3 separate regions of the Homo sapiens genome follow, and regions 2 and 3 are each linked to region 1. The links are chromatin loops, found by intact Hi-C in ENCODE. Cell type or tissue: endothelial cell of umbilical vein. All regions are shown on one strand. Each heading gives the region's core, and the rest is flanking DNA. Links, peaks and the distances in the headings are about the cores only. Region 1 holds the start of LOC124903142 (a long non-coding RNA gene). Region 2 overlaps FLT1 (fms related receptor tyrosine kinase 1). Region 3 overlaps FLT1 (fms related receptor tyrosine kinase 1).

What was found. Peaks named below come from ENCODE experiments on the same cell type or tissue, not always from the same donor. Only the 100,000 strongest peaks of a DNase experiment are listed, where the experiment ranks them.
Region 2: it touches region 1 in a loop (5-fold over the local background); 8 of 110 quality-filtered maps call a loop at or near these places.
Region 3: it touches region 1 in a loop (3-fold over the local background); 5 of 110 quality-filtered maps call a loop at or near these places.

Annotation. Positions count from the first base shown.
Region 1 is chr13:28,525,788-28,536,293 of GRCh38, reverse strand. It overlaps LOC124903142 (a long non-coding RNA gene), which reads right to left and starts at 4,954. Exons shown (of 2, transcript XR_007063737.1): 1 at 4,764-4,954. RefSeq lists enhancers at 1,611-1,690, 1,701-1,750 and silencers at 3,296-3,445, 3,496-3,865, 4,928-5,222. In endothelial cell of umbilical vein, for the core only: no CTCF peak of the experiment used is centred there; DNase peaks (open chromatin) are centred at 3,343 and 4,773; H3K4me3 peaks cover 2,155 bases; H3K27ac peaks cover 2,016 bases.
Region 2 is chr13:28,325,184-28,335,689 of GRCh38, reverse strand. FLT1 (fms related receptor tyrosine kinase 1) reads left to right here. Exons shown (of 30, transcript NM_002019.4): 18 at 1,561-1,665; 19 at 5,962-6,075; 20 at 8,140-8,228. Among named protein-coding and RNA genes, the nearest start is that of FLT1, 160 kb to the left of the region's middle. RefSeq lists an enhancer at 7,097-7,597. In endothelial cell of umbilical vein, for the core only: no CTCF peak of the experiment used is centred there; DNase peaks (open chromatin) are centred at 1,999 and 5,789; H3K27ac peaks cover 3,951 bases.
Region 3 is chr13:28,461,879-28,472,384 of GRCh38, reverse strand. It overlaps FLT1 (fms related receptor tyrosine kinase 1), which reads left to right. Exons shown (of 30, transcript NM_002019.4): 2 at 4,768-4,864; 3 at 5,256-5,482. Among named protein-coding and RNA genes, the nearest start is that of FLT1, 28 kb to the left of the region's middle. RefSeq lists a silencer at 4,887-5,118. In endothelial cell of umbilical vein, for the core only: no CTCF peak of the experiment used is centred there; DNase peaks (open chromatin) are centred at 5,174, 6,024, 7,344 and 8,704; H3K27ac peaks cover 4,418 bases.

The sequences.
Region 1 (10,506 bases), core at 1,684-9,683:
TATCTTAAAGTGTCTTCTAAAGAGGAACATTCTAGTTTAGAATCCTTCATTCCTTTCAATTCCTCTCCACCACCAGCCTGGTAGATATAGGCACATGTGTCACTTAGAGCTGATGTTACCATTTCAATTCCAAAACTCCTTTTCAGAAGACAGCCTTTCTATGAATTTTAACAATGTGTACAAAATGTGTTAGTTTACTAACTACTTCTGTCATACAAGGCAATCTCTTACCTAGAGACTAGATATTATAAAATTAGGACTCGTTTGTCCAGTAACAGCTCAGAGGAGACCCACAGTGGGTAGCTCCTCTCCGTAGACAAGTCAGTCCAGTCCAGTGTTCAGCTCTCAGCAGAGAGGAGGCCCTGGAGAGGGTAGCTCCTCTCTGCTGCTGGTCCTCCAGACATCTGCTGCTCTAAGCAGAGAGGAGGTCCTGGAAAAGGCTTGCTCCTCACATCTGCTGCTCTCAGCAGAAAGGAGGCCCTGGAGAGTGATTGCTCCTTTCTGCAGCTGGTTGTCCTTCATCTCCAGCTATCAGCAGAGATGTAGGTCCTCTCTGCAGCTGGTCATCCCGGCCATGTCTCTCCATCCTCTCTGTCCTCTGCCCTGCTCTGGCTGACTCTGGGGCTTTCATGGGCCTCAGAGGGGGGAACTGCGTGCTGATTGGTCCATGGGCAGCCATGGACAGGCCCAGGAAAAAACACCATCAGTTTTCCCTCCAGTCCACAGGACTGGCAGCCCTGACCCCAGGCTTCAGGACTGCCCTGGCCTGAAGGTGGAGCTTCACTGGGGAGTTGCTCCCTTCTGCCCAGGAGCCTGTCTGCCTCCCACGGCCAGCCATGGTACCCAGGCTGCTGGCACCAAAGGGCACCTGCAGGTTGGCACCCAGCTGCCCTCAGTCCCCCTCAGCTTCTCCTCCCGAGCTCCTCCATTCCCAAAGTCCAGAGGGGGCCAAGGAAGCAGGGGGCTGGCACGTCAGCATTGCCCCCAGCGTGTGCACACCCTGCCAGGCAGTGACAGTGTCAGGGCTTGGCCCCAACTCTGAGATCAGAGCAGGGAGAGACCAGGCAATGGGAGTGGACTCCTCTGAGCCTGCAAGGGCAACAGGGCAGGGCTTCCCAGGATCCCCAAGAGTGCAGGAATGCCTGGGTCTGCAGCCCTGGTTTTGGCAGCTGCAGCTGTTGGGGGTGGCTAGTGGGATGGGGGGGTTGGGTTGGGATGGGGAGGTGGCTGGGGCTCCTACCTGCTCTGTGGAGCTGGAGGCCCAGATCCAAAGCCACAACTTGGGCGGCTGCAGCCCAGCCCAGGAGGGCGGGGCTCCTGCCTACTCCAGGCTCCCAAGAGCACAGGGGTGCCCGTGTTGCAGCAGCAGCTTGGGCAGACACAGTTGCATCTGCAGAGCTCCTGCCCTCCCAACTTGGAAGGAGCATGGCTCCCGCTTGTCCCTGGCTCCTGCTGGCTCTGTGGAGCACAGCACCCAATCGCTCTCCCTCACAGCCTAGGGCAGGGGCTACAGGTCCTCGCTGGGTCTTGGCTGGCATCTATGGCAAGGTCAATGTATCCATTGCTGCAAGCTCCCCCTGTGGCCCCGGCACTCAGAGGCGTCTGGAGCTTCCCCTTGCCTGGCATACAACCTGGCCAAGCATCATCGTGCAGCCCCCAGGGCAGCGGGTTGTGGGGGAAGTGGTGGGGGTGCTGCTTGCCTCCTCCCTGTGCCCTCCCTGCAGTGGCCTGTGTGATGGCAGTGGCCACACCAGACAGCTGGCTGCTGCCATCAAAACCCGCCACCAACTTGTTCCAGCACCCAACCCAGATGTCTCACACCGCGTGGCGGGCATGAGAAAGCTTGAGTAACATCTAGAAATCTAGACACTCTATATATCACTACTGAGCTAGGGGTCAGAGCATCCAAGAGAAATGAGAATATCAGCCTGCTATGAATTGTATTGAGTAAGAAGTTCCCCCACACTCTCACCGCATCCCCCCATTCTGAACCCCTGCTTTCACTAATCAAGGAACATTACATAAACTAATTCACATACAGCTAAAGATTATTGAAAAGACAGACTAGTATGAGCTCCTGGAGTGGCCCAGCTCACATGAACAGATTAATAATGTGTGTAAGTAAAGCATATACCCTATGCAGGGGAAATTGATGTGGGGGGTGCCTAAGCCTTAATGTAAGTTATAAATCTCATGTAGTGCAGTTTGGGCAGTGCTCAAGAGACTGTGAGAAAGACAGGTGTGAAGCTGAACTTCTTAAGTGATCCTGTTTGGGCAGTGGAGACCAGCAGCCTGAAAACTAGCTGAGTCTACAAAGTAAGACAGGGGTGAATCACAAAGGCCAGTCCTGCTGGGCCCAACCAGTTCACAGAAGGCAAAGGACTGCTTTGGTCACTCCAAATCCAGGTGGGAGAAATCAAGGGCTACCAGGTAAAAACCCTGTAGGTTTTTGGTTCTTCTCTAAGAGACAGGGTCTCACTCTGTTGCCCAGACTGGAGTGCAGTGGCACGACCATAGCTCACTGCAGCCTCGAATTCCTGGGCTCAAGCAGTCCTCCCACCTCAGCCTCCAGACTAGCAGGAACTACAGGCATGTGCCACCACGCTCCGCTAATTTTTAATTTTTTTGTGTGGAGATGGGGTCTTGCTGTGTTGCCCAGGCTGGTCTCAAACTCCTGGCCTCAAGCGATCCTCTTGCCTCTGCCTTCTAAAGCATGGGATTACAAGCGTGAACCACTACAGCCCGTATGTATTGTTAACAGACATTTTATTGTGCCCATGGAGTATCTGTAGTTCTCTGGTTTGGATTTTGGTGCTCCTCCCCTTCTTTTTAAACAGGGGTAGAGATTTCCTTTATATTAGAAATTGACATGAAACCACGGGTGTAAGGGTGGTTTGGGTCGCTGCCTGCTCTAATCCCAAGGAGCAAACCTTTGGGAAAAAGTTGTATCCTCGGAAAATTCTGCAGCCTCCTCGTCCAGAAAAGCCACTTGGTCTCCAAAAGGTTTCCTGCAGTGCTGGGGAAATGCGCCTCTTACCCAGAGAGGCAGCTGCCTATCGCTTTCAAGGACAAAGTTTGAACGTAGTGTGTGGTGTGGTGTGTGTGTCGCTCATTTCCACCGGGAGAAACCCCCACGGATAGTCACCAAAGGGAAGGAGACTGCATCTGATTTTCTCCGCCGGCCCAGGCTCCGTGCGGCAATTCTTCGGTTCTGTTGTTTACTTCGCCCCACCGCCCCCCACCTCCTAGTTTTTGTTCAGCCCGGGGAAGCCGCGCCGCAGCGCCTCAGATGTTATTTATCTTTTCCTGCGAGGGGCTTGTGACAGTCCAGGGTGTTGTGTATCCTGTGCGATTGTTTATCGCCCGGCCCATGCGGTGGCCTGAGCAGCCTCGCGCCGGCACTTCACGTACCGAACCCCGGGACTACGTGAGCCGGCGGAGGGCGGGGAGGTGGCGCTCGGGCGCCGGCGTGAACCCGCGTCCCCCGGAGCCCAGCGCCGTGTCCTCAGGCCCCGGCCCTGACCTCAGGGCGCTCAGGTGGAATGGCCCCGCAGCTGCGCGCTGCTCCCGCGCCCCCGCCTTGCCCCGCGGAAATCGCCCCCGACAGTCAACCCGACCGGGCGCGCGGCGCCCCCGGCCGGTCCCCGCCCGACCCCGCGCAGGGCACAGATCGGGGCGCACGCGTTACTCGTATCCGGTCACCCGCGGGTCAGGCCGGCCGAGCGGCTGGGCTCAGGGGGTACTCCTACGTGCGCAGCCGCCACCCGGCCTGGCCGCCCAGACGCCCCCGGGGGTTCGCGCCGGCCAGCCCAGCCCGAGCCTGGCGCCGCGCTGCGGCCGCTGCTCTCCACTCGGCTCCGCGGGCGCTCGGGGCTGGGCGGGTGCACTGGGGGCGCGGGGTGGGCAGCAGGCGGGTGGACATGGGGCGCGGGTTGGACAGTGAGCGGGTGGACAGGGGGCGCATGGACATGGGGCGCAGGGTGGACAGCGGGCGGGTGGACATGGGGCGCGGGATGAAGGGGGTGGACTGGACGCGGCGCAGGGTGGACGAGAGGCGTGGCACTTTCGAGTATGCATTTGCCCTTGGCTAGCTGCGGGTTCGAAACGAGCCTCTGGGGAGACTTTGGGGAGATTTTATTTTCTTTTCCCTTTCCCTTCTCCTTTCTTTTAAAAAATTTCCTCTTCTGTTCCATGCTTTTCTTTTCCCCCGTTTCCCCCTTTCTTTTTCTTTCTCTTTTTTCTTTTGAACGTTTTAGACAGCTAGGTCTCTTTTGCCACTTTGGGAGCCCGCCAGGGGAGCAGAGGCAGGGCAGGAAGGGACAGTGCCCTGCCTTTACCAGCCTATTCAGCCTCACACACACACACACACACTTTCACACTCACGCACTCATACACTCACGCACTCATACACACACGCACACACACCACACACACACCACTCATGCACAAACACACCTACTCACACAGACACAAACACACTACAGAGACACACATGCAGACACACACAGACACACACACCACAGAGACACACACACATACACACTCTCCACACACACACACCACACATGCACATACCTACCCACACAGATACACATACTACGGAGACACACATAGACACACTCCCACACACACCACACATATACACACACCCCCAACACACAATCTCACACACAGACGTACACCACACATGCACAAATACACCCACCCACACAGACACACACCTCACACAACCCTATGGGGAAGGATCAAACAAACGCGCTCACGGGGCCGGGGTCTGTTTTCTCAGGCGTCCTTCCCCATCGCCACATTGTTCGCGGGACAATGGGCTCCTGTGTCAGTCTTGTTGGCACCAGCGTTGTACGATGCAGGAAACAGCATTTCCTGTCGGCGCTGGAAAATTAACTTGGATCGTGCTTTTCCCTTTTTATTGAGAATCCGCACACACCCCGGGAAACCCAAGCTCCCGGCGAGGGGAGGGAGCGGCAGCAATAGACATCCCGAAGGCTCCCGCGGCGTCCGTCCCCTTCCCGCTCAGCTCCCGCTCCCGCTCCCGCTCCGCCAAAAGAGGAAGCCCCGGCCTTAAACAATGAGATGGGGCTGCTGTCTCAACCGTGACCCTCCCGCTGGGGCCATCGGGACCGACCGTGCCAAGCCTCCGAGCTCTCGATCTGTTGGGAAGGGGAACTTGGCAGAAGGGGCTCCCGACTGCCCAGAAACCCCTACCTCTGCAGCTGCTAGCTGTCTGCTCAGAGCATGCCAAGCTTGGGCAATGGGCTGACTTGTCTAGGTCGTCCTCACATTTACAAGTCTGAACAACATTTGGCCCCACAAAACTACTAGTTAATATTCTCCTATTCCACTAAGTACTTCTATTTTGGTATTGGTATCATTCTGCCCTGAATTGCTGCATATAGTGTCCTGGGTGCTCTAGTGGAAGAGCACTAGATTGCAAACTCGGAGAGGCAGGGAAAGGTCTATTTTGTTTCTGCATTTTCTGGGCTTAGAGGCCTGGGCATTTCACATAGTAGGTTCTGTATCGCTATAAATGTATATGAAATATGTAGACATTCTTGCCTCTCCTGGACACCCCTACCACCATATCTTGTTCCCGTTTGCACGCTGGGAACACTATCATCTGACTGTTGAGCATACACACAGAATTTGCATGTATATATGACATGCACACTGTTTTATATGTACCACATGTGTGTACACACAAACATGCTACACACATACAATATGTGTTTAGTAACTGCAATACCACCACCATCCCACGCTCCCCACCCCACCCTCGATGAGAAAGAAAATGGAAGCTATGTGTGAAATCTGTCATAGATACGCTGTCCTTCTCGTTAATCTCTTTTTGCCACAGACAAACTCTTCAAACATTTTGTGTGATTTCAATTTTGGAAAATGTTACTTCCCATCACATTTTAAACCTTCAAGTTTAGAGTTTATCATCATGACTACCAAAAGAGAGAAGGTCGAAGAAGTGCTTTGCGGACTTTCTAAGCTATATATTGGTAGGGCATAACTAGTATTGGAATTAGAGATCAGTTCTTAGCAGTGGCCTCTGACCCTTCAGATTTAAATCTTTGCTTTTTGCCTGACCACCCTCAGCTGTCCTTCCCATCTTCCCCAGCTGCAAGACTTAAGGATCTGTATAACAATATTTAAATATTTAAATCCCCTGGGGAAGCACACTAAAAGGAACCCTCTGGGACTCTTTATAATGTGAAAATCATCCTCTAATTGCTTCACTCCCAGTTGCTTAGTCCTCTGCCCTTTGCCCAACAGAGCTGAGTCAAGCCAGCAGTAAAAGCCAAGGCCACTTAGTGCTTCTTGAACGGATGAATGAATGAATAAATGATCATATTCTATTTTTTGTTTACATGTAATCATGTTATTTATATTTATTTATTTATTGAAATGGAGTTTAGCTCTTGTTGCCCAGGCTGGAGTGCAATGGCACCATCTCTGCTCATCGCAACCTCCACCTTCTGGGTTCAAGCAATTATCCTGCCTCAGCCTCCCCAGTAGCTGGGATTACAGGCATGCGCCACCACACCCGGCTAATTTTATATTTTTAGTACAGATGGGGTTTCTCCATGTTGGTCAGGCTGGTCTCGAACTCCTGACCTCAGGTAATCCGCCCACCTCAGCCTCCCAAAGTGCTGGGATTACAGGCATGAGCAACCGCACCCGGCGTTATTTTATTTATAAGCTTAGGGGAAAAAATTATAGCTCCTGGTCTGTAGAAATAGATTTGGGGAAAACGAAGTGGAACAATCCCTAAATAGTATAAATTGGGCATATCCTAATTGTTTAATACATATCTTTAATAATGAAAAATGTAGTTCACTCCTATGCTTAGCCAAGATGAAGTGAGAGTTAGGGCAGCAGAGTGTATAAGACCCTGTGATATTGTGAGTTCACCTTCTTGGGAGAGTTCTCTCTGTTTTTGCAAAATGCTTGCTGCCCCTGAGAGCTGTGTTGCTGTGGCTTTTACATATAATGTGCTACTTTGATTGGAACCTACTGTAGTTGTTATCTTTTTATATATGTGTCCCAACTAGATTGCGAGCCCCTTAAAGGATCGCCTTATATCTGCAAGGCTTGCACTGTTTTCTGCCCCTAGAAATAGACAAATAAGTGTCTGAGGGTGACGATGGGACTAGCCTGGTCATCCATGTGAAATGAATTCAGAGGTCAAAAGTCATCATGGAGCAAATTAAATGATGTCTAATGCCCTCCAGTGGCAGTTTTCCAATGGCATTCCATGGATGTGCTTCAAGGGATCAGTGGAGGAGAGTCTTCTACTACAGCAATTTTAGATTTGAGGTCCAGCTGCTCTGGACATTTTTGCAAACATCTACCTCTGAAGAATGACAGCAATGGGCAAAGGCAGGTTGCAATCCCAAACCAATGAATAGTGGAGGAAGATATTCAGGAGTGAACTTCCCCTATCATCAACTCTTATTTTTTTTCTGAACATAGTTTATATTCTATGAATGAGAAAGAAAAGAAAACGTTTCAGAGAAGAAATGCTCAGAGTTGGAGGGGAGTGGGGAAAAGGGACTCTTTGCATCTTTTGTTCTCTTCAACAGAAATAGCTGTCTGTCCCCAGCAGCTCCAGATGCCTGTCTCCATCTGTCCACACACCCTACTGGCATTTCCAATTCACTTTATCGCTGCCAGCACAGAGGCAGGTTAGTCCCCACAGTCTTCTCACAAAAAGATTAGCAGAACTTAAACTTAACAAGGCAGAGGCTTATTGAGTTGTGTTTCTTTGATAACCTTCAGCTAGGAGGTCTCCAAGGCTCCTCAGCATCTAGCACCTGAAGAATGGTTTCAGCTCGCCTTCACCTTGCCTTCTGGTGGGCTATTCATGTTGGTTTACCTTGTGTAGGTTACTATGGACCTTTTATTTTCCCACGCATTGCTGAAACTATCAGGAAAGCTGTTCCTTGTCAATAGAGGTCTATATGAAATAAATCAGTTCGAGGACTTAACGACAAACTATCCCTTGCTACTTGAGGTGTCCTCCTCCCTCCCCATTTCCCCGCTCTATTCCTAGACCTCAGATCTGGTCCTGGTTTCCTGCCCAGTGATCTTCTTCTAGGGCCTTTGCCAGGTCCCTTTTTCTAGATCTTTCATCCTGAGGCTGGGGACTGGTTGCTAGCCCCACAGCTGCCTCCTGCCTACTATTACACTTTCCTATGGAATATGCCCACCCAGATTTCTTAGCATGCTGTTCTGCCCACATTGTCGGACATCCTTTTATTCATCTTAGACTCCTTTTCCCATTGCTGATTAATTTCCTGGACTTGAAAAGATTATGATCAACTGTGGACGCCCCTCTGACATGAGCATCGTCGGCAGGGTCGCCTCTCCCGGCCTCTGTTCCGCTCCTTTGCTGGGGCCTTCCTCTTTTTCACTTGCTGCTGCTTTTGCAACGGTCTGACCACTTCCCCCCTGGGACCCAGTGGCAAGCTCAAAAATCTCTCTGAACAAAGGTAGATCTACGTTAAAAAAAAAAAAATCAATAGAGAGTCCTAGTTATGGCACCTTAAAAAAAAGAAACATGTGAATCCTAATGAGGTTTGAAATACCTAGGGATGTTTGCGATGGCCTTGCGGGTTTGTTTGCGATCGCCTTGCAGGTTTGGGTCTGCAAGGCTAGATTCCAGTCAGTTTGTTTCCTCCTGGAATCCTGCTCACAGTTTAAGCAAGCTGCCACATTGGAAGCAGGTGAGCAGTAGTACCTTAGATTTTTCAATGCCTAGATTCTCCCGTAAGTAAAAATCACTGAGTCCAAGACTATAGCATGCCTTTAATAAATTACACTTATAAAAGATGAAGTTCTTCTCATTTATTTATTTATTTATTTATTTATTTTTGAGGCAGGGTCTCACTGTCATTTCCCGGGCTGGAGTGCAGTGTTGTGATCTGGGCTCACTGCAGCCCCAACTTCCTGGGCTCAAGAGATCTGCCCACCTCAGCCTCCTGAGTAGCTGTGACTACAGGCACGCGCCACCCCTCCCGGCTAATTTTTTGTATTTTTAGTAGAGATGAGGTTGCGCCAGGCTGGTCTCGAACTCCTAGGTTCAAGCGATCCACCCACCTCCACCTCCCAAAATGTTGAGATTACAGGCATGAGCCACCACGCTGGGCCAATGATGTTCTTAATATAGAAACTCAATGTAGTAAACAACATTCTTTAAAAATCTTAAACATGAATTTTTTTTTTTTTTTTTAGGCAAGGTCTCACTCTGGAATGCAGTGGTAAGATCTCAGCTCACTGCAACCTCTGCCTCCCGGGTTCAAGTGATCCTCCCACCACAGCCTCTTGAATAGCTGGGATTACGGGCACATGCCACCACACCCAACTAATTTTTGTATTTTTAGTAGACGTGGGGTTTCACCATGTTGGCTAGGCTGATCTTGAACAGTTGACCTCAAGTGATCCCCCTGCCTTGGCCTCGAGAAGTGCTGGGATTATAGATGTGAGCCACCGCACCCAGCCAATAAAGTTCTTAATATAGAAATCCAATGTAGTAAACATTCTTTAAAAATCTTAAATGTGAATTTTTTTAATTTTTATTATTTTATTTTATTTTATTTTTTTAGCCAGGGTCTCACTCTGTTGCCCAGGCTGGAATGCAGTGGTGTGATCTTGACTCACTGCAGTCTCTGCCTCCTGAGTTCAAGTGATCCTCCCACCACAGCCTCTTAAATAACTGGGATTACAGGCACGTGCCACCACGCCCGGCTAATTTTTGTATTTTGTATTTTTTTCTTTTTTTGAAACAGGAGTCTCACTCTGTCTCCCAGGCTGGAGCACACTGGCCTGATCTCGGCTCACTGCAACCTCCGCCTCCCGGGTTCAAGTGATTCTCCTGCCTCAGCCACCCAAATAGCTGGGATTACAAGGCCTGTGCCACCATGCCCATCTTAAACTTGAATATTAAAGAGCAATATGTTGACTTCCTACTGGCAATGTCTTATAATATTTTGTTTAAACTTCTGAATAGCTCTACCCTGTCCTAATTAGTTTAGGGTCTGTAAATTAGTTTATACTGATTTAATTACTTAAAACATGATTTAATTAAATAAAACATCTGGAAAAGATATAGTAATAAATACAATTCAGTTACCTTGTCACCAATCTGTAGCTGTTTTCAGTCTCTGTTTCCATGTATATATTTGAGTTGAAAACACCTTTCTCACACATCTCAAACCCCTCTTGGCTTTGGTTTTCAGTCCTGCATCATTCTCCACCAGACTCTCCTCTGTATAAGCTCTGGAACATTATAACAGAAAGGCTGTCCTCCACCAGTGTAGCGGGAGCTATATATATATACACACACACATATATATGGCTTCCTTGTCTCTCTCTTGCCCTCTTTGTTTCCATCCTGTCTTAGTCCGCTTGGGCTTCTATAAAAAAACACCATAGACTAAACACCATAGGCTAAGGATTAAACAACAAATATTTATTTCTCAC
Region 2 (10,506 bases), core at 1,306-9,305, 200 kb after region 1:
GTGTTCTCTCTGAATGCAGAGCATGTCCCTGCAGACAGCCACACAGAGGCCCTAATGATGACACTGGTATAAGTGAAATTTTCATACATCCTAACTGGACACCTGGGGTGGTGGGTAGTAGAAGACATTAAGCAGAGCAAGGTAAAGACATTTTTGTCACTGAGTAGTTGGGCATAAAAGTAGAAAGGTTCTAATATGATGAGGAAGAAGCAAAGCTTCATTACAAACTACAAGAAAATTTTTTAAAAATGCCCTTTGGGGAAAGGGAGTGGAGTAATGAGGAAGGAAGGGAGGAAAGAAGGTTCATTAACTGAAGGCACATTATCAGACGGGTCTAAGAAAGAGCACTTGGTTGGGAAAGGAGGGGTTGTGTTAAATTAACACTCTAACTGCCAGGATTTATAATAGTTTTAACCAACCAGTGGTATTCTGTCATTTCCCCTTCCCCCAAGAAAAGCCAAAAAAAGACTGACTTACTTCACTTACTCTTCTTTGGGTATATCATGCTGGAGGTGCACCATTTCTCTGGGTTCTATTGAGCTGTTTCCTGATGTGCAAAAGGAGGTTCCCTGATATAAAAGGCAGCTTAGGTACTCCAGGGAGTGCCCTCCCTAAAGGGCATCAATCTCAGGGTCTCCATCCCATGGGCCCCTCTAGTTACCTATGACTAGGAGACTTGCTTTGGGCAACCCACACATTCCTGAACACCACTCTCCATTCTGCAGCAATATTCAGTAATAACAGATAGCACCAGGCACCAAGTTAGGTTCTGGGAAGATTCAGACATGGTCCTTGCCCCCCAGAGTAAAGGGGGGCAAGGACTCCCTGGGTCATTCTAGGATAGGGAAAGAAACATATTAACAGTCATTATAGCATAGCATTATGGGGACCATGAAAGGAACCTTGCTTAGTTATTGCATTTAGCAACTACCTCTCTGGGGTTGAAACAAATCACTACCAGTGGTTGACCAGGCTCCTGTGCTGAACCACGAGGATTTGTAATCTTCACCTAAGACACATTAGAAAGACTGGAAATATTTTGCCTGGTAGGGAAGTCGGATAAATGACTTAGTGATTATTTTAAAGTTATGAGCATTATTATAATCCACAGTAGTAACCACCATTTTCTATTTCTCCCTTTTTGCTGAAAACAGATGAGAGAAAAATGACTGTAAATGGAAAAAGAAAAAGAGCTTAGGTTCCACACAGGGAAGTCTTCTTGGTCATAATGTTATTAAACAATGGAAGAAACTACACGGGACTTGGTCCCATCTCTCCTACGGGAGAACGCTGTGGAAAGGAAACTGGACATCTACCTTCACTGAATGCCTTCTAGGGACTTACTCTATCTTTGAAGGATGTGGGGCCTCAGGAACAGAGTTAAGAGTTGAAAGGAAGAGACTCCAGAAATAAGTCCCTTACTTTGTCTCTTTTAGGGTTAGTTCACTGGAGATTCCATGCCTCACATGCACACATAGGAAAAGGCATTTCCTTCCTGAAAAAGACTTAAACTCACCCTATTGCCTCGGCAAACAAACCAGTGTCTTCTCTTCATTACAGGCAAATCACTTGGAAGAGGGGCTTTTGGAAAAGTGGTTCAAGCATCAGCATTTGGCATTAAGAAATCACCTACGTGCCGGACTGTGGCTGTGAAAATGCTGAAAGGTATGTATGCTGTAGTTTGGCTTTCAACTGACCCATCACCATTTTGCATTTCCTAAATGTTGGTACAAGTTAGATATAGCCTGGGAACAGACACAAGCTTTTCTGCTCTGGACACATAATTTTCTTCTACTGCTAGAGGCCTCTTTGCTCACGAGTTTTAGATTAGGCCAGCACGAGCTCAGAAGAAACCTTGTAAATGGAACAATCCAGCACTGTCCATAGGAAAATGATCTCTGTCACCTCAAAGGTCTTTCTCATCTCACATCACAGACTGTAGACAACAAGGGACTTAAGCCCATTGTAACTGCAGGTTCAGATTTTGGCATGATCTACTGTGATGTTGTAATGGAAACTTAGCAGCACATTCTAAATCCCAATGGCTTTGCTTGGGCTTGACCTGACTATAAAGTAAAACTATAAAGCTAGAACAATTGAGTTGATCAGAACTCTAAACTATTTTATACTAACTACCTCAGCCATAAAACATTTCCTCTTTAGCAGTTTAAAAACCTGAATTATCTTTCTAGTGTTGAAAGATACTACTACTCTGTGAAGCACTGGGAGGTAGAACCAAATCACACAGTGACTTATGCCCAACACCAAAGACAGATTGAAAATGAAAATCAGTGAAAGCTGTGTAAACCACATGTCTCAAAGACTCACAGGTCCTTTACAGTGTAGAAAATACTTCATTTCCTCATCTGTAATGGAATTTTATGATGCTTCAACTCAACAGAACTGAAAACTCAAAAAGCAGCTTTTAACTTTCCAAAGTCTCCAGGATACTGCTGGGAAATTTTGAAGCCCAGCAAGCTGTGAGTCCAACTACACGGGTACCTAGTACAGGCTCCAGGAGAAAGGGTTGTTTGCTTAGGGAGACGTCAAAGTTCTTAATCTTCTAGCAATAACTCCATTATTTCAAAAGCCCCATGTAAATATATTTTCAACTTCAAAAGGTTTACTCCTCAAGAAAAAACTAATAAAACTCTGCAAAGAACCTGCCAATTCTGCTCTGAAAGTAGTCTGGGAAGGAGTTTGGTATCCACAAGTCAGAACTTTTGTTTGGGGTAGACTTCCCAGACGAAGGCAGGTATTTCTGTCAAAATAGAGGCATGCTAGCACCCTCCCTGCAAGAACCCCAGATTCTGAAGAGAAGAGGCATCAACATGTCTTCTATGTAAGAAAGCACCAGACTAGATACTTTCACTTATTAGGCTGAACCACACAAAACAGCCATTTTTCTTATTTCCTCTCAACAGCTTTGTGAGGTAGACATTATTATCCTCAGTTTGCAGATGAGGAAACATGGCCAAGAAAGGTTAAATAGCCTCTGCAAGGCCACACAGCTGCTCAGCGTAAGTAAGGGTTTGTGTGCGAAAGTCTTCCAGCTTTGAATGCAGTGCTCTTTCCTCCATACCAGTGTGCCACAAAAGAGGGGCTGCAGAGACCTGGCCTCCTGGAATTGGCACACTGCTCCAAAACCCTGAAGATGATCCTGGCCTAGTTTATGGAGGCAATCCAGTATCCAACCTAGAGATAGGTGGAAACTAAATCTGGAAGCAACTGTTTCCTCAGCTAGTCCCGTTTCTCTGCTTGCTGCCACACATTGTCCTCTAGGAGAGGCAGCTCTGATATCCACACTAGTCTGTTGTGGGTCCAAGATAATACCTGTGGCCCTGCCTATAAATACAGCAAGCTGAACCAGCACCTGGTTTTTTTCCTCCAAAGAGGAAAGGGTTATAGGGAGATGAATGAGTTTGAAAGAAGATTCTGACTTGAGATTTTTTTTTCTTCTAAGAGACAGGGTTTTACTCTGTCGCCCAGGCTGGAGTGCAGTAGCATGATCATAGTTCACTGCAGCCTCTGCCTCTCAGGCTCAAGCAGTCCTTCCACCTCAGCCTCTCAAATAGCTGGGACTAGAGGCTCACACCATCACACCTAGCTAATTCAAAAAATTTTTTTTTGTAGAGACAGTATCGCCATCTTGCCCAGGCTGGTCTCAAACTCCTGGGCTCAAGCAATCCTCCTGTCTCAGCCTCCCAAAGTGCTGGGATTACAGGCGTGAGCCACTGCACCCAGCTGAGATTTTTTTAAAAGGCTCAGAGAATCTCTTCTATGTAATACAGATTGCATGTGTAGTGTCTTCATAAATGCCTATTTTTTTTTTTTAGCCATCAGCATTGATTGTAAAAGACTGCCAAATCATCCACTCTATAAAATTCCTTTAAAAAATTTCATTCAGCTTTCTTGCTTAAATTAATTGGCCATCTGATTCTGGGAGATAGAAAAAAGGCATGGCCCGGCGTGATGGCTCATGCCTGTAATCCAGCACTTTGGGAGGCCGAGGCCGGCAGATCATGAGGTCAGGCGTTCGAGACCGGCCTGGCCAATATGGCAAAATCCCATCTCTAATAAAAAATACAAAAATTAGCCGGGCGTGGTGGTGGGCACCTGTAGTCCCAGCTACTTGAGAGGCTGAGGCAGGAGAATCGCTTGAACCCAGGAGTTGGAGGTTGCAGTAAGCTAAGATCACGCCACTGCACTCCAGCCTGGGTGACAGAGCGAGACTCCGTCTCAAAACAAAAGCATAAAGTGAAACAAAGGCCATAAGTCAAAAGCTCTTTCAAAGTGTCCTTGAGCAAAAATATTAATCTTTTTGGGCCTTACACCCATGCCTGAAATGAGAAGAGTAATTGTGTTTATTTATTCCAAAATATTTGTTGAGCATCTACTGTGAGCCAGCCCTAACCCCATGCACAGGATTTGGAGTTTATCTAGTTATTATTAAAAATGATTTGTGCTTATGAAATACCATGTTGGTATCTACCACAATGTTAAATGCACATACCTCTAACCCACTTCCAGGACACTGTCCTACAGAAACACTTGCATGTGTGCACAGAGATTACACACAGACTATCACAGTATTATTTGTAATAGCAAAAAGACTATAGACACTCTAAATGTCAGGGACACCATTAATCAATTAAAAAGAATGGGCTCACACTGGCCACCATTAACGTGGTTAACCTGCTGGGTGTGGTGGCTCACGCCTGTAATCCCAGCAGTTTGGGAGGCCAAGGCAGGTGGATCACCTCAAGTCAGGAGCATGGTGAAACCCTGTCTCTACTAAAAATACAAAAATTAGCCAAGCATTGTGGCACACACCTGTAATCCCAGCTACTCGGGAGGCTGAGGCATGAGAATCGCTTGAACCCAGGAGGTGGAGGTTGCAGGGAGCCGAGATCGCACCAATGCACGCCAGCCTGGGCGACAGAGGGAGACTCTGTCTCAAAAAAAATAAAAATAAAAAATAAAAAGAAATAAAAAGAAGAGAAAAAGTCTCTGATTTATTAAAAGGGGGGAAATAGATTTTTTAAATAGACTATATATAGTCATATATATCATATATATATGATATATATATATATATATAGGACCTCTGATTGAATATTTATAAATGCATAGAAAAAGGTCTGAACACCAAACTATTAACCATGGCTGCTTCTAAGAAGGCAAGTGGGTCGGAGTGGCTTTTGCTTTTTATCTAGAACATTTTATTCCAACTCATATTGTTGAAATATTTTACAGAAAGATTATTTGATTTTTATATTTCTAAAAATAATTTAAAATTTTTAAATGCCTTGCATATTAACTAATAAGAACAAACAGAACAAACTCAATTTAGGCTTTAGACTCTGCTAATTCTTGGACTGATAATGCTTATCTCTGAGACTGAAGTTGAAGTCAGATGCTATGGATCCTCACAACCCAAGATAACCCTGTGAACTCCAGAGAGGACAGGGTTACAGGGAGAAAATAACACATTGCAAAGATGTTTACAACAGTAGCCATTCTGCCCTGGCAGGCCCCTTGTGCTCCTTCTCTGTGACTCCCCAAAGGGAGAAGGTGAGAAGAGGGGACGTGGAGGTGTACTCCCTGCCTGGTGGGTTCTTGCTGCACCTGGTTCTGACAGAAGGGAAGCCTTTGGAAGGCACTTTCACGAGGTGCCCAGCTCTGAGTCAGCGCATTGCTGAAGAGAACTAGGTCCACCAAGAGGAAATGTCCAGTGACTAACCCCACTACTGTGCTGGGCCTTACTGTAATCAAAAGGATGTTGGCTCAGGAGGGTGGGAGTAATGAAAACAGTCTGGAGACTTGGCCTTTCTGCAGAATGTGGGGAAGTTAGTGAAGCAACCGGCTGAGCATTGACAAACAAGGAGGGCAAGAATGCCGCCTCCGGCGGAAGGAGCCCCATTGTCCTGTCGCCCTGACTCTTCCTTGCTTCTCACACAGAGGGGGCCACGGCCAGCGAGTACAAAGCTCTGATGACTGAGCTAAAAATCTTGACCCACATTGGCCACCATCTGAACGTGGTTAACCTGCTGGGAGCCTGCACCAAGCAAGGAGGTAATGGAGAAGGGGAGGGCCGGCTCCGTCTCCCCCTGCACAGGCTGGGAGAACAGTTCTCTGCCTTACAGCTCCTTCTCCCCCGCACTGTGCTTCCTCGCCTCCAGGAAAACGGCCTCCCTAATAGCTCTAGAAGAAACAGCTTGTGCATCTACAGAAGGGTGCTCCCATAAATCCCTTCCCTGTGCCGTTAATTTAAAGATTCTGAAGAGGACTCCCTTTTTGATCTCCTTCCACAGGCTCTAGGCTAAGCAGAGGGCACTTTTCTCTCAGGATGGGTCTGAAGGAGTGTGGCCAGAGCCAAGGTAAAAGGTAGAAGGTTGCATATTCCTTGAGGCTTCACCTAAAGGAATGAATGAATCACTACTGGTAGGGTCCCAGGAGGAGGTGATGTGGGGGCCCTTCCCTCCAGATCCACCATGCAGATAGACCTTACCCAAGGGGGTAGGGACAGAGCTGTGCTTTATGATTAAGAGCTCCAGCATGTTGTCGCAGACCTTTCTTTCCGTATGGCAGGGTTAGGGCAGAGTAGATGTGTGATCATTGTTTGAGCCAGCAAGGTGCAAAGAGCTGTGCAAGCCAATGTTTTCCCCAGCTCTCAACAGAGGTAGCAGAGATGAAGGGTAGCTGGGGAAGACAATCTGCTAGGGGCGGAGGTGGTTAGAGAGGAGCTAAAGGCTGGGGAGGCCAGAAACAGTCGGAGGGACCTCGACACGGCCCCGCCTGCTTCTCCATCATCCCCGGATAACGTTTTATGAAGTTCTCTGTCGTGGCAACCTCATTCTGTTTGCCTCAACTTTGCATCTGTAAAACTGATCAGGTATAATGAGACAGCTTACCCTCATGTGCGGCCGTCAGCTCCGTGCAGCTGGGCGCCAGCATGGAAGCCCCTCTGAGGACGGTGGCTGGACCCCATGCGGGAGCCGAACTCTGCGGCATCTGCCGCCGTAGAGGGGACATAAAAAACTCTGGAAGCAACTTCCCGTTCTGGAACCTAGGGGGAAGATGAGATGCTGTTAGGATTTCTAGCGTGTTCCTCGTACTAAGAGAAAACCACTCCACCAGGACCAGCCCAACTTCTGCAAGGCACAAAAAAGAACTAGTGGCTTCTGGGCTCCCGGCATGCCCTGGGCAGCGGCTGGTGAAGCAGCTCCGGGGTCACTCCCCTTTGACCCAGAAGTGGTCCTTGCTTTGTGGGCTGCATGCCCAGCCCAGGCATGCAGTGGAAACGCAGGGCAGGAGAGAGGAGGCCTTCAGAGTGCAGCTGGACTTCCTTCCCAACCCTCTTGCTTCCTTCAGACCGGGGTCGGGTTGGCAAACCAAGGTCAGCCTGTGAGCTTAAAATGGTTTGACCTTTTTAAAGTTGGGGGAAAAAATAAAAAATAAAAATAATATTTCATGATATGAAATTGTATGAAATTCCAATCTCTGTGTTCATAGTTTTCTTGGAGCACAGTCATACTTGTTTGGTTGTTTCCAGGCTACAAAGGCAGAATTGAGTAGTAGCTCCTTGATCTGCAAAGCCTAAAATGCTTACTAGCTGGACCTTTACAAGAAGAGTTTGCCGATTCCTACTGTAGATCCTCTGGCAAGCCCCAAGGCAAATCGCGCAGACACTGCTGGCGAGAGACGGCCAGGTAGCCGTCTCTGTCGTGGTAGGGAGGGAGGAGCTGCTTAATAGTTCCAGGACTGGTGTGACAGTAACCAGAAGCCGCTCTACTCGCAAGGGTCTGGTTAAGAGGCAGGGAGGCTGGCTTTTGCCTCTCCCCTCCTCAAACGTATTTCTGTCCTTCTTCCAATCTTTTCTCTCTAATGCTTCTGCACTGCCCCTCACCTCCTTTTTTTTTTTTTTTTTTTTGTATTTCAATTGTATTCTTTAAACCCCTTCTTAGGTTAAACTGAAAAAGTCACCGTATTCATGGGCCTCTCATCCCTAAATCGCATCCCTTCGCCCCACTAATACAAAGGCTGGTTGGTTTGAGGTTTCTCAGGCAGGCTGAAGGCTGGCAAATGGCTGACTGGCTTGGTGTGGCTGAGCATGAGCATGTGCTGTTTTGGCTGCAGGGCCTCTGATGGTGATTGTTGAATACTGCAAATATGGAAATCTCTCCAACTACCTCAAGAGCAAACGTGACTTATTTTTTCTCAACAAGGTAAGGATTTCAAAAGTTGGAGGTTTTTAAAGATAGCAATGAGTTTTCATTTAGTCTGTAACAACATAAAGCAAGAGAAACCTGTATTGTGTTGTTAATGATTAAACTTAAAACTCAATCTCTGCTTCTTCTCCTTTTTTCATGTTTTTTCCCCTGATAATCTGTTACACTCTAGTGTGGATAGCACAGAGAATCATTTGATCCCTGTGTGCGTATGCAGCCATAATTGGAGAGTAAATCTACTAGCCACTTATCTAAATATCTAACAATAACTTTCTCTCTTTCTCCCCCTATATATGTGTGCATGTGTACATACACGCAAACATACATACACAAGTCACTTATTTCTTTAAGGAAGATAATAGTTAATATAATTGTCTCCATTTATTAGGTTAGATTTTGACTAAGGCTAAATCAACTGAGTGACTTGACAATCAGCAGTAGACCAATGATGTGGCCAGGGCCAAAAATCATTATCTTTCTTTTCCACTGCCCTTTCCCCTACTTCCTGACACCCTCACTACCCATGTCATCCCTACATATACTCTGAACCAGCCTTATTAAATAAAAGCTGTGTAGTAAAAGGAACATGTGGACCCAAGACCTAAGGGCAAACAAGGTTTAAAAGAGATTATTGGGCCAGGCACGGTGGCTTACGCCTGTAATCCCAGAACTTTGGGGGCTGAGGCAGGTGGATCTTGTGAGGTCAGGAGTTCGAAACCAGCCTGGCCAGCATGGTGAAAACCCGTCTCTACTAAAAATACAAAAATTAGCCAGGCGTGGTGGCCCGCGCCTGTAATCCCAGCTACTAGGGAGGCTGAGGCAGGAGAATCGCTTGAGCCTGGGAGGCTGAGGTTGCAGTGAGCCGAGATCAAGCCACTACACTCCAGCCTGGGCAACAGAGTGAGACTCCGTCTCAAAAAAAAAAAAAAAAAAAAAAAGAGAGAGAGAGATTATTGAATGGAGGAGAAATAATTTACTAAAACTTTGCCAGTGTGACATATGGCACCAATACTGTGTCCTTCTCTGAGCTGAAGAAGTCCAGGGGACAGTGATTCAACATTATTAACCAGTAATCAGCAACACTGGTGATGAACCCATGTAGTGTGGTGGTTAAACATTGAGACTCTGGAATCAGACTTCCTGGATTCAAATCCTGTCTCTACTTCTCATGAAATCTGGGAATGCAAATTACTCAACCTGTCTGTTTCAGTTCCCTCGTTTATTAAATGAAGCTTATAATAGAATCCAGCTGATGGGATTGTTGAGAGAATAAAAATCTCTCAGTCAAACATTCAATAAATGTTAATCATCACTGTCACCACCACTGTCATCATCATCATCAACATCATTGACCTACTAAGATAGAAAAATTGGGTGAGTCCAACTTCGTACCACTGATCTACATGGTGGATAAAATGTCTGAAATCCAAGAATGATGCCCATCTTTATAATGTGGGCAAGAATCTTCACACACAAATAAGAACCACTGGACAGCTGGCCAATTTTCTCATCCCTCAAACTTTGATCTAATTAAAGACAGAGATGTTCTACCGGACCGGCAATATATGCAAGAACATCATTTTCCCCAGGTTTAAGTCAGGTCCTCTAATAATAAGAACCTTTTTTTTTTTTTTTTTTTTTTGAGACAGAGTTTCTCTCTCTGTCAGTCAGGCTGGAGTGCAGTGGTGTGATCTCAGCTCACTGCAACCTCCGTTTCCTGGGTTCAAGTGATCCTCCTGCCTCTACCCTCCCAAGTAGCTGGGATTACAGGAGCCCGCCACAACGCCCAGCTAATTTTTGAATATTTTGGTAGAGACGGAGTTTCACCATGTTGGCCAGGCTGGTCAAACTCCTGACCTCAGGTGATCCGCCTGCCTCGGCCTCACAAAGTGCTGGGATTACAGGTGTGAGCCACCGTGCCCGGCCTAATAATTAGAATCTTGAAACTGAAAGGGATCTTTGTGATCAGTTGGTTCACACTCGCAGGCTGCAGATGCGTTCAGAGAAGTCAAGTGATTCGCTTAAGGACACACACCTACCATGAGGTGAAGTCAGAAGGTGAAAGAACTCAGCTCTCTTGACTCCTCCTCCACTGCCTTTTCTGTGCACCACACTAAATGAGGTGAAAAAAGCATAAGAAAAAGTGGAAAGTGGTGCCTTGGGCTGAGGGCAGTACAAATTCCCCTTAGTACTGAAATTTTGGACTGGCTTCAGGAAGAGCTAAGCCAGCAGAATACCCTAGGGACCTGGGCAGGATGGAACGTTTGGGTTTGTG
Region 3 (10,506 bases), core at 1,639-9,638, 64 kb after region 1:
CTCTTTTAGTATCCATCATGGCAGCTTTGAAGAGCATTTGAAGAAAGAGCCTCAATCATCTGGGCTTTGGATTTAGTTGCAAAATAAAGCCATCATTTACTTGGATATGTATTCACTCTTCCCAATGAAGTCAAAGAAAACATTCCATTTTGCCTAATGAAACTAAGGTGGGGAATTAGGGGTGGCATTTTAGAACACTCTACGTATAGGCTTTCTATGTGAGGTCTAGCATGTGCGAAAGGAGAGAAGGGATTTGTGTCAAAGAGTCATAAAGTTCTGTTCCACCTGCCAGATAATACAGAACAGAAAAACAATGAAGAAAAGACTCAGATAAGATCAATACAAAGTGTCAGTGTTCAAATAAGTCCACGTTCACATGTTGGTTTTTTAATGCTATTAGCCTACACTGCTTGACCTTAACAGTTTTTCTAACAAAGTAGCATGGGATAAAGCCCATTTTCATGCTCTATGTTGAGTTTTTTTGTTTTATTTTATTTAAATGTTTTCGTGATGTAAGGAGATCTGTATGCCTCTTATGATTATATTGTAATTGACTTTGATGAAAACAGTAGTTCACAGAAGGGACAAGATCATTTATTGGGAGGACAAAAATCATTCTTTTAAATCAGATTTCTAGGCTGCCATGTGAAGCATTAGAAAGTTCTCATCTGCATCTGAGATTCATTGCTAAATTATAGCACTCCACCCTTGAAAATGAAATAGCCTGTAGGTTTGTTATGTAAATGGGCAACATGACTCTGAGCTACTGAGACGATCAAGCTGACTTCCCCATGCTATGACTATGCATGTGTTTATGGGTACGTACATACACATCTATCTTTATATAAATCACTAATAAGATGGGCAAGTGTCTAGCATGCAGTAGATGCTAAAACAAATGTTGAATCTTTGTTACTCAGATAGGTACATGGACATGAAACTGCCTCAAAGAAATGTGTTAAGGCCTAATAATGTGAATTCAAAACATTCAAGAAATAAATATTTTCACTTTCCCTTTTTCTTATTCGTTTTCCTGTTAAACTATAATCTTGACACCTCCAATAACCTTTATGAGATTCTAGTTTCCTATTAACTGAAGGATAGTGATGCACTCAAAGTCACCAGTTACTTGGAAATTTGTTCCTTATACTTCTGTTTACCTGTGTTTTGGTTAACTGTTTTTTATCTAGCTTCCTCATTCCAGGTGCAAAATACACTGATGTTACTGGAGACAAATTATGTGGCAACGCTTTTTTTTAGAATAACCCCATTTTTGTCAGTGTCTTTTAACCACTCAGTTATGTTGTCTTCTGGTTGGGGGACAGCATGGGGAGTGTGGACACGAACAAGTAGAGGGCACACTGTCTAAGAGATCTTCTCTAAATAGCACTTCTTGCGCGGCGCGGTGGCTCACGTCTGTAATCCTAGCACTTTGGGAAGCCGAGGTGGGCGGATCACCTGAGGTCAGGAGTTTGAGACCAACCTGGCCAACATGGCAAAACCCCGTCTCTACTAAAAATATAAAAATTAGCTGGGTGTGGTGGCAGGCGCCTGTAATCACAGCTACTTGGAAGGCTGAGGCAGGAGAATCGCTTGAACCCAGGAGGCGGAGGCTGCAGTGAGCTGAGATTGTGCCATTGCACTCCAGCCTGGGCGACAAGAGCAAAACTCCATCTCAAAAATAAGTAAATAAATAAATAAATAGCACTTCTCTCAGCTGGGCTTTGGGTGGTTCTTTGAAGTTAGCGGTTTCCTCTGATGAGGGTCAGGAGTACTGGTGTTCTAAGTTGCTGATAAAGAAAGATTCATGTGGTCTGGAAACCAAGATGTAGGCAGTGGGATGTCACAAACAGGGGAACTGCTTCTTTTCCTGGACGGGAGCGCTCAGCATCTCCAGACAGACCACAGAGATAACTACAAGTAATGCCAGAAGTTTCCACAGGAAGCTTCGATGGATCTTTTCCAGCACATGAACAATTGCTCAATTAAATCCCCAGAGTTCCATGCCATAAAGAAGGGCAGAAACTATTCTGGCATGGAAGTTTCTCAGGGCAGGTGTTATCCATTGCTGGCTGTGGCTTTAGAAAAGTCTGGCGTTTCCACAGATCCCTGATTTTGGGCCACATGTTGCCTCAAGAAACTCATAAAGATAAGTATGAGTTAAAATACATTCCTAGGTACCTGAAGGGGTTGACTTGATCTAGGAGGTTGTTTGATAGACCAATGGGATCCATATGAAACAGGGATTTTAATTTAGTTAATATTCAGCCATTTTATTTAGGAGTACTTTGATACCGGGATCTACTGTCTGTAAAAATTACTTTTAATATATTAATTTAGGCTGGGCTCATGCCTCTAATCTCAACACTTTGGGAGGCCGAGGCAGGTGGATCACCTGAGGTCAGGAGTTCAAGACCAGCCTGGCAAACATGACGAAACCCCATCTCTACTAAAAATACAAAAAATTAGCCACGCTGATGATGCGCACCTGTAGTCCCAGCTACTCAGGAGGCTGAGGCACGAGAATCGCTTGAACCTGGCAGGCAGAGGTTGCAGAGTGAGTCAAGATCGCACCAAGGCACTCCAGCCTGGGAAACAAAGTGAAACTCTGTCTCAAAAATAAAATAAAATAAAAATTTAAAAGATATTAATTTATATCATCAGCAATACCAGAAAAGCATATGTTAATTTAGTATCTTTGAAATTATATACCCAGCAAAATATTCTGACAGAAGCAGGGGGAGGGGAAGTGATTCCCCTAGATGTTGGTGATAGTGGGCATCTGCCACGTGCCAGGCAGCAAGCCAGCCTCTTCCACAGCACAGCACCGAATGCACACACCCTGCCTGTGAGGTGGCTCGTAGGCTTTCCAGTTCCACTCACGAGGAGCCTGAGGAGCAGCCAATTAAGTGATGCCAAGGTCATGCAGTCAGTAGGTGGAAAAGCTAAGCCTCAAACGCAGATCTTCTAACTGAATCCAGTTTTTGAGATAGTCAAATCCAAGAGAAACGCTGGAGAGGACTGCTGGGCATAACCAGGGTATTTGACACACACATCATCTCACAGATCTGTGACCTAATGGTAAACCCTCCATGACCATTCACTTAGAGCTTCTACCTTTGCTTCCACTGTTTAAACTGATTTTTTAAAGAAAACTATACCCTGAGATTGGTGCCAAATACTAAGTTTTCCTCCCTCCAAGAATTTCTTTCCTCTCTCCTGCTAACTTCTATTCCCGCCTAAGGAACGCTAATCCTGGGCCCCTCATTCCCTGCCTTTCGGAGGCATTGCAGCTGCCTGGGAAGAGGGGAGGAGGAGGAGGCTGGTGAAGAAGAGGGAGAAGGAGAAGAGAGACTGAGGGATGAGGGGAGGAAGGAGGCGAGAGAGATCCTTAGTGATAGTATTCTGATTGGTCAGTAATAGCTTCAAGGGAGGCTCAGCCTCTGTAGCACCTATGGTTCAAAAAATCATGAGGCTGTCTGTTAGGCTGTTCTTACATTGCTGTAAAGAAATATCTGAGGCTTGGTAATTTATTAAGAGGTATAATTGACTCACAGTTCTCCAGGCTGTACAAGCATGGTGCTAGCATCTGCTTGCCTTCCAGTGAGGCCTCAGGGAGCCCTTACTCATGTCAAAGGCAAAACAGGAGCAGGTGTATCACATGGTGGCAGCAGGAACAAGAGAAGGGGGGAGGTGCCACACACTTTCAGATAATCAGATCTAAACAACAGCACCATGCCATGCATGAGGGATCCACCCCCACGACCCAAACACCTCCCATCAGGCCCCACCTCCAACATTGAGGATTACAATTCACCATCAGAATTGGAGGGTCAGCATCCAAGCTATATCAGGCTGGGACTGTGAGAAATGGAAGGTCAGAGATTTCAAGGTCGTCTAGTCCAATCTCTTTTTTACAGATAAGATAACTGAGATCTGGAAAGAGAGATGACTTGTCTAGGGTGATACAGCTAGTCACTAAAATGGATGTCATTATTGCATCATATGGAGATGTGTAGATTTTAAAGCACTTTCACCACCTCACTTTATTGCCTCACAACAATCCTCCGAGATGTTTGTCGAATGTCACGTAAGCGTGTGAACAGTTCCCTTTTGACTGTACCATTGTAGAGGGAACTCATAGATTACGTAAGACAAACCAAATGTCTTCTAAAACTGATTTTGATTCTATAATTAGTTTTCCAAATGAGGAAACTGGTTCAGAAAGGGAAATGATTGGCCAAAAATATCATTGCTCAACTAATGATTGCATGAAATTCAGAGCCCAGGAAAATTTCTGTACTTTTTATTCAGAAAAAAAGATGAGACAGGCCTATAGGACTAGATGACCCACACTGGAAAAAGTTCAGTATTGAAAATATATTTTGGATGACACTGACATTTATTCTTGAGAGTTTTTACTAAGTTATTGCATATTTGAATATTATAACTAGTTATATATTTTAATATAATTTCATTGAACCTATATGAATCCATTACCATTCTACATAAATAGGCTTTTGGATGTTATTTAGGTCATTTGGTATAAAAGGATATATAATATTTATGAGCAAGGGTAGAGCTAGAAAAAATTTGTGAATTAAGAGAAATTTGTATTAGTGTATCTTTTGCTTATAAATTAAAGATACAAGTAAATTAAAGATGTAAATAAATTAAAAATGAAAAACTCACCTTCATGGAAAGATAACTTAAAAAAAGGTAAGAAGACAATTTACAAATAATACATTTTAAAAATTTGTTTTTCAGGATCTAGTTCAGGTTCAAAATTAAAAGATCCTGAACTGAGTTTAAAAGGCACCCAGCACATCATGCAAGCAGGCCAGACACTGCATCTCCAATGCAGGTAAGTGGCTGTGTTGGTTTGGGAATAATCTAGTTGCCATGCCTAAGGCAAAATCATTCCCTGGCAGAGTAAAAAGGTAGGGACCTCAGTGATCTCCTGTGATCTGCAAAGTGCAAACCATAGGCATCCAGCTTCCCATGAAAGGGGATTCATGGGGAAGGGAGAGCATTACTCACTCAGGGAAATGGGGGAAGGGATGCCCAAATAGTTCTGCATCTTTATTCTGAGTATTGTTCTACAGCTTTTCTGAATGTGTTGCTTTCCCGTAAAGAGGAAGATGACTACACTTAAGAGAGGACCTCCGCTTCCTAATAAAATGAATGCTGAGGAACTGGTGCTGAGCCTAGGGCCCAGCCATAAATATGTTTTGTTTTCTTATCTGTGATTGCAGGGGGGAAGCAGCCCATAAATGGTCTTTGCCTGAAATGGTGAGTAAGGAAAGCGAAAGGCTGAGCATAACTAAATCTGCCTGTGGAAGAAATGGCAAACAATTCTGCAGTACTTTAACCTTGAACACAGCTCAAGCAAACCACACTGGCTTCTACAGCTGCAAATATCTAGCTGTACCTACTTCAAAGAAGAAGGAAACAGAATCTGCAATCTATATATTTATTAGTGGTAAGACTTCCATTTTCTACATTCTGTTTGCTTTTGCTTTGCAAATGAGTCATAAATCTACCCTGATCCATTGGAAAGGTTGCTTTCCTAGTGAGTATGAAAGAAACGGGTTAGGAAAGAGATTCCATCCTAGTTGTAGACACTTTCGTGGATGTCAATTTTAACCAGAATTGTCAAGGCCCAGTTAGTCACTATGTGCTCCACAAAGAGAGAGACTGGTCTGTATAGGTCACCTCTGTACCCACAGCTCCTAGCACAGTATGTGGCCCATAGTTGGATGAATAAGTGAATAAAAGGATTTTAGTTCTATTTCTTAGTTATTGAGAAGCCCAAAATAGAATACATGATTTTTGTCATTTAACACAGCTGCATTCTCTTATATGTTGGAACTGTAAAATACTGTTGTTTCTACTAAATTAATAAACGCAATGTTGCTGTTATCTCGAGTGTTATATAACTGGTTCCAATGGACAATGTTGTATTATTTCATGTTCACTGAGGAACTACTATAATGACATGAGAACTGGCACTGACCAAGATACAGTGCAAAGGGCAAAGGGCAAAAATGAATCATGTTTGATTCATTTTTTATGGTACTCGTAAAAAAATCATTTTCATTCATTCATAATTTTTATGATACTGTTCTTCCTTCCTTAGAGAATGAACAAATGAAGTAACATTCAAAGGGGAGAAATGCAAAATCTTTTAAGAAGTAGAAACTCACAGTAAAATTGGAACCCTGAGAAAGAATAATAAAAATGGCCTGTCACTTTCTTCTTCCTTGTTTAGTTCCAATTTTCAAATCTTGAGGGGATTAAAGAAAAAAACGCACACACACAAACAAGGCTGTAGAGAACACAAAGCAATATTAGTAGGCACTTCAGGCACAGAATCAGGTTTAAAAAAAACAAAAGAAAACAACCAACCATCAGCATCAATAGCTAAATATACATTGTGGGTCTACCTTCTGGTGAGGTCAGGAACTGGGTCTTTGCATTGGAGGTAGTACAATAGAACTAACATTTTAGTGAGGCAGTTCTTTTTCGTTGTTGTTTGTTTGTTTTTTTGAGATGGAGTCTTGATCTCTCACCCATGCTGGAGTGCAATGGCAGCTCACTGCAACTTCTGCCTCCCAGGGGCAAGCGATTACTCCTGCCTCAGCCTCCTGCGTAGCTAGGATTACAGGCGTCTGCCACCACTCCTGGCTAATTTTTGTATTTTTAGTAGAGACTGGGTTTCACCATGTTGGTCAGGCTGGTCTCGAACTCCTGACCTCAGGTGATCCACCTGCCTCGGCCTCCCAAAGTGTTGGGATTACAGGCATGAGCTACCGTGCCTGGCCATGAGATTTTTTTTAATTTGTGAAATAAGGCAACTAGACAGTGTTTTTCCCTGAGCATAACATGTACATATCCAAATTCAGGATTAGTCTTAGGAGACAGCAGAACAGTTGCCTGTTATTGACAGTAACCTCTTTGTAGCTGCTATCAGCCTGATTTTGACTGAGCCACTTTCATGTCCCCGATCCTCCAAATTCTGTTTTGACATTTTGTGCTTGTCCAGGGGGTAGATAACTGTAAGGGACTAACCATCCAAGCAGTTTGCCGTCAAGGGATGCAATCAGCTCACTTCCACATATGAGTGGGAGGTAGGCCGGGGAATTTTGCTTGGGGAAGTCAGCCCACTTCTAAAGCAGGGATGAAAGGATGGTAGGCAGGAATGAGGAAGGGTAGAGAAGGTGCAGCATTAAGAGCAGAGACTTTCAGAGAGGTAATTTTGCAGCTGAGGGGGAAAGACAACACGCTTGATAGTGGTGGAAAAAGCCATGTACTCAGCCATCTGTTCTCTTTCTCTAATTCCACGTAGCATATTGTGTTCTTTCCGACATCTGTGGAGAAAGGAAAACACTGCAGTGAGTCACAGACTGCCCCTGTCTCTATAGGGGAGTGGGAGAAAAATTTATTCATTCTAATATTTTCATAAAACTTTCTCCTATAGGTTTATCAGTCTGACTTGCAAATTGAACACTTAAATGAATAAAAAGAAAACCATCTCTTTTTTTCTAATAAATAGTGTTCAGCTATTTTCACCTTTAACTCCTAAACTATTCAATAGACATCATGGCTTTATGAAGCCAGGGAGTGCAAGCCTCTCCACTCAGTCCCCTACTATCACAAAGGAGAGACACTGCTATTTAGAATTAGTTCCATTTCAACTATACAACAGAGCAGATCTGGCAAACAATCATGACTTTGAGTGTCAAATCCATTGTTAATCTAAGCCCTGTGATGGCACGGTCCATGTCTGTCCTGGTTACTTTTATCTGCAATGTGCCTCCCTGGTACAGTGCCTTGCACATATTAGGAAATCCATAATAATTGCTAAATGAATAAATGAATGGATTAACAGGTGCTTTGTGGAATACTATGTTAAAATTGACATTGAGGATAAATTCCAGGCTTAGTGGGAAAAAGTGCCATGATTGATTATTGATGTCTCTTGTGGGATTGTCGGGGAGCAGTGGCCGTTAGGTCATGTATTTATCATGTCTGCCTTCCTGTAATAGTCCACAACCATTCGCAGAAAATTACAAGTTCCAATATCATAAAACACTTGCATAATTTGTTGGACATTAGGAAATTATCTATCACTTAGATTGTTTTTGGATAAGGAAGGATTGTGAAATGCGTTGTATTTCATAGATTATTATGGAATACACACATATACATACATACATATACTACGAATATTATATGAGCTTGGTGGAAAAATTGTTATGATAATATTATGAGACCACTATTTTTAAATAGCACTGATACTAAAAGATATTGGAATCAATAATGGTAACCATAGAAGAGCCTTCTGAATCTTGTTTGCTAATTAATTTAATCAGCAAATATTTAGGAAACAGTTACTATGAGCCTGTAACTGTACTACTATGAACAGTAACATCTATTTTGTTATTTGTTTCCTGTTAGGGTGATATTGGTCTCATAATCACACCTTATTAAAGTCCAAGGTAGCTGTGATATAATCCATTAAACAATCATAACTTTTCCGAGGAGTCTAATATTTTATGTCTCTCTCTCATTATTTTATTAACTCTCTTTCTGAGAAAATTTGATCTTCTGCTTCCATTGTTACCGAACACTTCCATGACAGGTTTATTTTAGTTCAGGAGCACAAAACTTATCTCTGATGACTCAGAGCATTGTCTCTGGCATTAATAAAACTCCAACCATTTCCTAATATACAGCTGTGATTACTCGCTAGATATTAACTTGGTTATCATGTATTTATTATTGTTGAATATTTACTTTAGAATATGTTTGGGGGATTTCAGCCCCAATAAGCATCTGCAGATTATTGGGATTTCATTTTATTTTTCTCTAAGGATGAGTAACCCTATGTAAACACATCTTTTGAAAAGGTAGATTTGTAGTCTAATAGGGTTTTAAGAAAAAGAATCAGGAGTATAGCTCTGTCTACATGTCACAAAACCCAGCATGTAAATTATGAACAAACTCTTACTTAGGCATTATTGATTGCCTGCTGTGTAACAGGCGCTGTTCCCACCTGAGCACTGATTAGGATGTAACATCTGATATGTAATGTACAGAAAAATCAATATCAGCACTTTATCATTCCAGCTTGTATAAATCCACCAAACCTCTAGCATAATGTATTAAATCAATTTAAGTACCCAAGTAATTATATTTAACTACTTTACTTAATTACCGAATTATCTAGTAAATTTAAATTTCCGCTAATATAATAATTTCTTACATTTGTTTCTTTTCACTTAAACAAATGGTTTCATTTACTTGATGCCATTTAATCCTCACAACCATCCAATGAAGCATCGTTCTCTTCATTTTACAAGCAAAGGACCAAGAATTCACTTCACATTAGGGCTCTGTGGGGAGTCATGGGAAAGTGCTCGCACTGGAATAAGGTGGTCAGGTTTTCCCTTCACATTCTCAGTGGCAGGAGGAGGTCGGAAGGGGCAAGACTGAGGCAGGAAGGCCAGATAGGGGCCTGCTCTGTGCATCAAAGCAGGTGGAAGGTGGTGTCCTGAGTTCACTTTGGTCGTGGTGGGGAAGGAGAGTTGACAGAATTGGGGGATTCGTTGGCCTTGGTGATCAGAGGTTGAGTGGCTGAGGGAAAGAGGGGAATCAATGTGACACTCAGAATCCTGGAAGGGGCCACTTGGTCCCACAGCCAGGTGGAGGTTTGCCACACTAAATTACCTTGATGCAAAGGCACCATCATTATCATCATTCTCTCTGGATATACCCTTGGTATGGCTTTTGAATCATAATAGTGGAAAATATGATATGCATTTGTAAAAATTGCTTTGTTAAAAATGAATTGAATCTAATTATAGCTACGAAACACCAGGTCATAAACAAAAACAAATTACAAAGCACCTCCTAATTACAATAGAGTACAATTCTTCTATTAATTTCTAGAAGAACAGTAATGTTGGGGCCATTTAAGTGAACTTCATCCCCTTGGAGAGAGAAAGGAGCACTTTTGCACTTCTTTTCTGACACTCTGGTGTACACAGGAAATGGGCTCCAGGTCAGCCTTTTCTCACAGTTAGAGGATTTCATTGAAAATATTATTGTAATATATGAGTTATGACTGTAAAGTAAGAAAACTGACCAGACGAGTTTTTTAATGGCATCTCTGAAGTAGTTAACACTTGTCAGTATCTTTAATTTAGTTAGCAAGACCTTAAACTTAGGGTGTTGAGCTCCCCACACTGTGAAGTTAGCTTATATCTCTCTCTCACCAGCCGTAAGCTTCTAGGGCCTATTTAAATATAATATCTCCTCTTGAAAAATTACAATCGAAAAGCAAAATGATGGGGCTGGGTGGATCCCTTCTAGTTCATCCCTGTAAAAGAAACTCATCTCTTCTCTTCTGTTTCTCTTTACTTGATTATTTTCCTCTTTGGCTCTATTAAAGTCAATGGGTTGGAGCATTTTTATAAGAAATTTTTCCGCAGTTGATTTTCC